Regions from separate parts of the Homo sapiens genome. Here region 1 is linked to region 2. A link is a contact called in ENCODE Hi-C or POLR2A ChIA-PET data. All regions are on one chromosome and are shown on one strand. The core of a region is the stretch at or near the end of the contact, and the rest is flanking DNA. Distances in the headings are between cores, read along the strand shown.

Evidence for each region. Hi-C counts contacts between places; a loop is a spot of excess contacts on that map. ChIA-PET counts read pairs that join two places held with the same protein, here RNA polymerase II (POLR2A). Pooled maps may share reads with other maps.
Region 1: a loop to region 2 is called in a map of esophagus muscularis mucosa, with 2.7 times the contacts of the local background. The contact joins two enhancer-like sites. A Hi-C loop is called at or near these places in 3 of 168 maps with a recorded cell type or tissue (IMR-90, esophagus muscularis mucosa and prostate gland) and 1 of 50 pooled maps. POLR2A ChIA-PET finds 5 or more read pairs at or near these places in 1 of 52 experiments (GM12878).

The regions. Positions count from the first base shown.
Region 1 is chr7:135,252,795-135,255,494 of GRCh38, reverse strand. It overlaps STRA8 (stimulated by retinoic acid 8), which reads right to left. Exons shown (of 9, transcript NM_001394401.1): 8 at 270-381. Among named protein-coding and RNA genes, the nearest start is that of STRA8, 20 kb to the right of the region's middle. Within about 2 kb of position 1,379, at least 29 of the 41 ENCODE cell types and tissues checked have a DNase peak (open chromatin) inside an H3K27ac peak, as active enhancers do.
Region 2 is chr7:134,689,406-134,692,105 of GRCh38, reverse strand. The region is part of intron 1 of LOC124901750 (a long non-coding RNA gene); the gene reads left to right. Among named protein-coding and RNA genes, the nearest start is that of BPGM, 44 kb to the right of the region's middle. Within about 2 kb of position 1,430, at least 7 of the 41 ENCODE cell types and tissues checked have a DNase peak (open chromatin) inside an H3K27ac peak, as active enhancers do.

The DNA.
Region 1 (2,700 bases), core at 130-2,629, 560 kb before region 2:
GGTCTGTGGCCTAGGAGTTGGGGACCCCTGCCCTAGAGGACACTTCTCTGTCTTTCCTGTTTCCCTGGCTATCTTCCATTCATTCTACAGGATGCATCAGGCTGAAGGTGACCATTCATGGAGCAAGCCAGAGAGAATGGAGAGTGTCCCTGCCCAGTGGCTCCTCATGGTATGATTGGGGTGAGTTCTGGTTAGGGCTGCCCTTAAGAGCCCTTTTTGCTATCTAAGCAAGGTGGGCAGAGGTACCACGGCCCTCTACTCCATCCTACCTGCTTTACTTGAGTGTTTGCACAGCTAAGGCCTTTAAAAAAGTTGATGATCTGCATATAGAGCTGAAACTTCTCCTCTGGGTTTTCTGGGTTGCAGCTGGCAAGCACTGAACTGACAACAGAAAGGAAGAAAAGGCAACAAATATTCAGGATCCTGATCTTTCAACTCTGCTTCCCCCTCCCCTGAAAGATTTGGGTTACAGTATGAACCAAGCACATGTAAATTCTCAGACAGCCCAGACCTCTCCTTGAAAGGTTTGTGTTACCTCTGCTCACATATCATGTCTGGAATCCCCTGGAAAATCGAGACTGTGGTGAGACTGGCTCCTGTGCCCTAATTTAGTGTTCTGAGCTGTGGCCACTGGAACAAGGGAACGAGAGTTCCTCTATCCCTCAATCTTCTGCAGAATGCCCCCACAGTTCTGGTTCCACTGTGGCTGCTGAGGCAGCTCTGGAGCACGCCGCACATCTTGAGTTCAGTTCACTGAGTTGCCACTGCTCAGTGGGTCTAACGTGGAACTCAAGCCCTGGTGCAGAAAGGAGGCCTGTTGTGCAGGCTCTTTTCCTCCTGCCTGCCTGGGACAAGGGGAGAAGCCCTGTGTGACTCGAGCTTATGTCACCATAAGCAGCACAGTTTGGAAGCAGACATGAAAATCCTTCAAAAGCTGACAGCAACTGTTATTGCAGGGCCTCAGAAGATGATGAGTTAGCTCAGCCTTTAGGAAAGGTGGCAGGGGCTCGTGCAACATTTAGGAATGCCCGCTAAGAGCCAGGCCCTGCAATGTGGACCCTGCTTCAAAGGGCTTCTTAGAGCACAGAGGCTGTGTGTCTGTAGGACAGCTGGCACTCACTCACTGTGAGTCAGCAGGCAGCCCTCACTTCCTCCCGGGATGAGGAACCCTCTGGCAGCAACCCCTGACTTTTCTAGGGGAAGTGGAACATTTTTAATAGGTTGTTTTTCTGTTCCATCAGCAGGGCAGGGAGTTCTGAATATTGCCTGGCAAGGACAGGCTGGCAGCTTCTCGATGGTTGTCTTTGCAGTCCAAGCTCAGCACAGAAACAGGAATGTGTCTTCCAGCCAATTGCAGCAAAATGAAACTCCACTCACAGCTGAGAAGCACTTGAGTCACTCTGTAAGGTCGATTTGGAGAGGACAAAGCCCTCCTCTGACAATCCCACTTCTCCCCAAGTCCATCTAGGCCTGGGTGGAACAGGGAGAATGGAGGGAAAATGTTGATGTGTGGTTTCCCTGAAGCTCTGCTGAAAGGCCAGCTGGGTTACTAGGGACAGCTGTGGCCCCAAGGCCTCACAGGCACCCATAGGCCAGGCTCCCCTTGAGAGGACAATGAGATATTCATTGGGATCACAAGGATATGTCCCTCTCACCCCCAAAGCAGAAAAATAAATGTCCAGGATTCTTTTTAGCCATGATAGCAGCACAGGTATCTGAAGAACCTGTGCCTTCAGGCTCTAAGACCACAGGTTTTTCAAGCAAAGCAGCAAGGGAATTTCAGTCCTAAAGGATTTCTCTCAGAAAACACACCTTTGGGACATTGTTAGTCACGCTGCTTCTTGTTTTAAAATCTTTTCACATCCTATTTTGTGTCTTCCCACTTCATGGGGTCAGCTATCCTTTTCTCCCCTCCTTCCATATCCGTTCCCATCAGCACCATGAAAAGCAGCAACCCCCCTTTGCAGAACTCAGAGAGTCCCCTAAACTCAGGGCCCATGCCTATTTGCATGTTGGCCCTTATTCTCTGTGCCCCAGAGCCCCCTCCCCGCCTTCTCCTTCCAGGTCAGCTGGGAGAACCTGCCCGCAAGCTGCCCTGGGTGCTAGAGACCGATGGATTGTGTTCTTCCGAAATTCATATGCTGAAGCCTAATCCCCAGGGTGATGGTGTTAGGAGGTGGGGGACTCCGGGAGATCATAGACTAGGGCATGAAGATGGGCCCCTCATGATGGGATTAGTGCCCTTATAAAACAGGCCCCAGAGCCAGGCGCTGTGGCTCACGCCTGTAATCCTAGCATTTTGGGAGCCGAGGTGGGTGGATCATCTGAGGTCAGGGGTTCGAGACCAGCCTGGCCAACATGGCAAAACCCTGTCTCTGCTAAAAATACAAAAATTAGCTGAGCATAGTGGCATGCACCTGTAATCCCAGCCACTCGGCAGGCTGAGGCAGGAGAATCACTTGAACCCAGGAGGCGGAGGTTGCAGTGAGCCAAGATCACACCACTGCACTCCAGCCTGGGTGACAGAGTGAGACTCTGTCTTAGAAAAAAAAAAAATTTTTTTAAAGAAAGAGGTTCCAGAGAGATTCCTTGCCCCTACACCATGTGAATTTTATCCAGAAGGTGCCGTCTGTGAAAAACCGAGCCTCTGACTCTGCTGGCACCTTGGTCGTAGACTCCCCAACCTCCAGAACTGTAAGA
Region 2 (2,700 bases), core at 181-2,680:
CACCGCACCCCCCCACCCCACCGCCTCCCGCCCCCGCCTTCTCTTAGCTCTTCCCTCCCTCTGCCCCCAGGCTCCTACTTGCATTCTTTATATCTTCTGGCATTTTTCATGTTGTTTTACTTTGTATTTAATAATAGCTCTGCATTCTTTTCTTTATCTGAAATCAAGGCTCATACCTGCATCATGCGTTCACTTTGGGAGTAAAATTTATGGCCGAACTTGCCATGGGGTTAATTGCTTTTCATTAACTTCATACTTCTTAATTATTACAAATTATTTGCCTGTACTAGAAATAGTTCCATCCTGTGCTCCAAATTTACTAGCCTGCAATTGCAACCAGAAACGGGAAGTCTTGGATTGCCGGTGCTTGGGGAGTGAGGTTCCCAGCTTTATGCATCGGAGTCTGACCAGACTGAGGGTAGGAAGACGGTGGGTAATTCTAGATCTTTAGACTTCAAAGCCCAGATTAGGGCCCGTAGGCCAAATAAAAATTGAATTTAGCTTTTCTGAGCCATAGACTGTTCTGTGTCTCAATTCTCAAATCTATAAAGTGGAGTTAGGAAGACAGAAAGACACGATGTGTATATTTAATAACAAGTTTACTTTAAAATCAGTTTGAAAAACCTATACTTCACATAATGAGTGGGGTTTCAAAAGCAAGAAAGAGAAAAAGTATACCCACCAAAGGGGAGGGCAGAATAAATCCCAATGGAAAATTTGTGCCTTTCTGTGGTTGGAGTCATTTGGTCAAGAAATGATGAAATTACAAATTTCTGAAAAGGGCGTGTGTGTCGGAGTTCCTGAGGTCCAGTTCTCAGCATGGTACTTGGGCAAGGCCAGTGTTGAACTCTGAGGAAGAATAAAGAGAAGGAAGTGGTCACGACCAGCATTCTTTGCCAAAACAGCAGTGCCTCCATGGCCTCGTACTGCCCATGAGTCTCTTCATCTCATGGATTTGAAGCAAGCTCTCTCAGCAAGCCTGTACACCCATTGTCCCTTGCAATGTGATTCGTCCTTTGACTCCTTAGATGGGAATGGTTGGTAAAAAGGGAATCGCAGCTGGAGGTTTGTGGGAACTGGCATATTCAGACTACACAAAGGCCCTGTGTGTGCAGACACAGCCACAGCTGTGGGAGCCAAGGGCCTGGCAATGGGGAGAAGTAGGTATTTCTCAGTGCAGGAAAGCATTCCTGTCCGTGCTCACAATCCATCTGGTATTGACTTTGAACTCACACGCAGAAAAAAGGAATGAAGTCGGCCCAGCAGCTGAGCCCAGAATCAGCTGGGAGGACATTCAAAGTTCCCTGTAAGGGAGCGTGGATGGACAGAGGAGGACAGGGATTTGTAGCCACTTCTGCAATCGCTCTGACCATTGCCAAGTGGGCTAGCAGCAGCAGATGTTCCAGCAGGAGGGCAGTGTCTGTGCCCAGCGGCAGGGCCATTGTCCTTGCTGGAACCATCTCACACTGTTCACTGAGTCTTGTTCTCAGCTGACTGGCTTTCCAAGCTTAACTCTCTTGGCTTTCCCAAAGAGTCTGTGAGCCACCCAATATCCTTTAACAAATTCCTTTTCTGTTTAGACTAGCTAGACTGGTCTTTACAGTTTTTAATGGAAGGCCCTGGCACTGATAGCTTTCGAAGGCTGGAGCTCTATGGCTTTTAATACTCCATGCTAAAGAAAACACAATTTTTTGCTTTGTTTTATTTTCTGCAAATAAAATGTCTTGTTCTCCTCTTCCTATGTGTGTATTTATATAGTTCAGTTAGGCTTTAATATACAAGCTCTGAATTCTCCAAATACCAAAGCAGACAGTTTAAGAAAAGAAGGAAAGCAAACGCCTATTTCTCCCACTTTCAAAAGCACACACTTAAATTTTGTGTGGAAAAAAAATCTAAGCTCTCTAGCTCCACTCGGTGTCCTGTTGAACTGGTGTGGCACCATGTTACTCTTTCAGAGAATGAAAATGAAACTTGCTCACTGTAGCTTCATTGAACCACTTTATTCTTTGACCAATTTTGGATGGGTATTTTAATTAAAAATTTTTTTCAGCCAGGCACGCGGTGGGCTCACGCCTGTAATCCCAGCACTTTGGGAGGCCAAGGCAGATGGATCACGAGGTCAGGAGATCGAGACCATACTGGCTAACACGGTGAAACCCCGTCTCTACTAAAATTACAAAAAATTAGCCTGGTGTGGTGGCACACGCCTGTAATCCCAGCTACTCAGGAGGCTGAGGCAGGAGAATAGCTTGAACCCAGGAGGTGGAGGTTGCAGTGAGTTGAGATCAAGCCACTATACTCCAGCCTGGGTGACAGAGCGAGACTCTGTCTCAAAAAAAAAAAAAATTAAACTAAAAACAGTATGGGACAGTGGCCAAGAGCGTGGGCTTTGGAGTTAGGTCAACTTGGATTTGAATCTTGCTGCAGCTATATACTAGCTTTGCGACTGTGTCTTGCTACTCAGGTTTTGTGAGGCTCATCTGTAAGATGAATATAATAAAAATGTTCACCTCAGAATATTATTGTGAGGATTAAACAAGATCCAAGACCTGGCTTAAATTGCCATTAGAGAATGACCCAGGGGAGCTTATTCATTGTAGCTAAATGATAAAATTTAAAATCAAGATTTAAATGCTTTCAGAAGGGGTGCATTTAGAAACACTGAAGTCTCCTTGTTACTCTCTTTTTAAATATGATAGG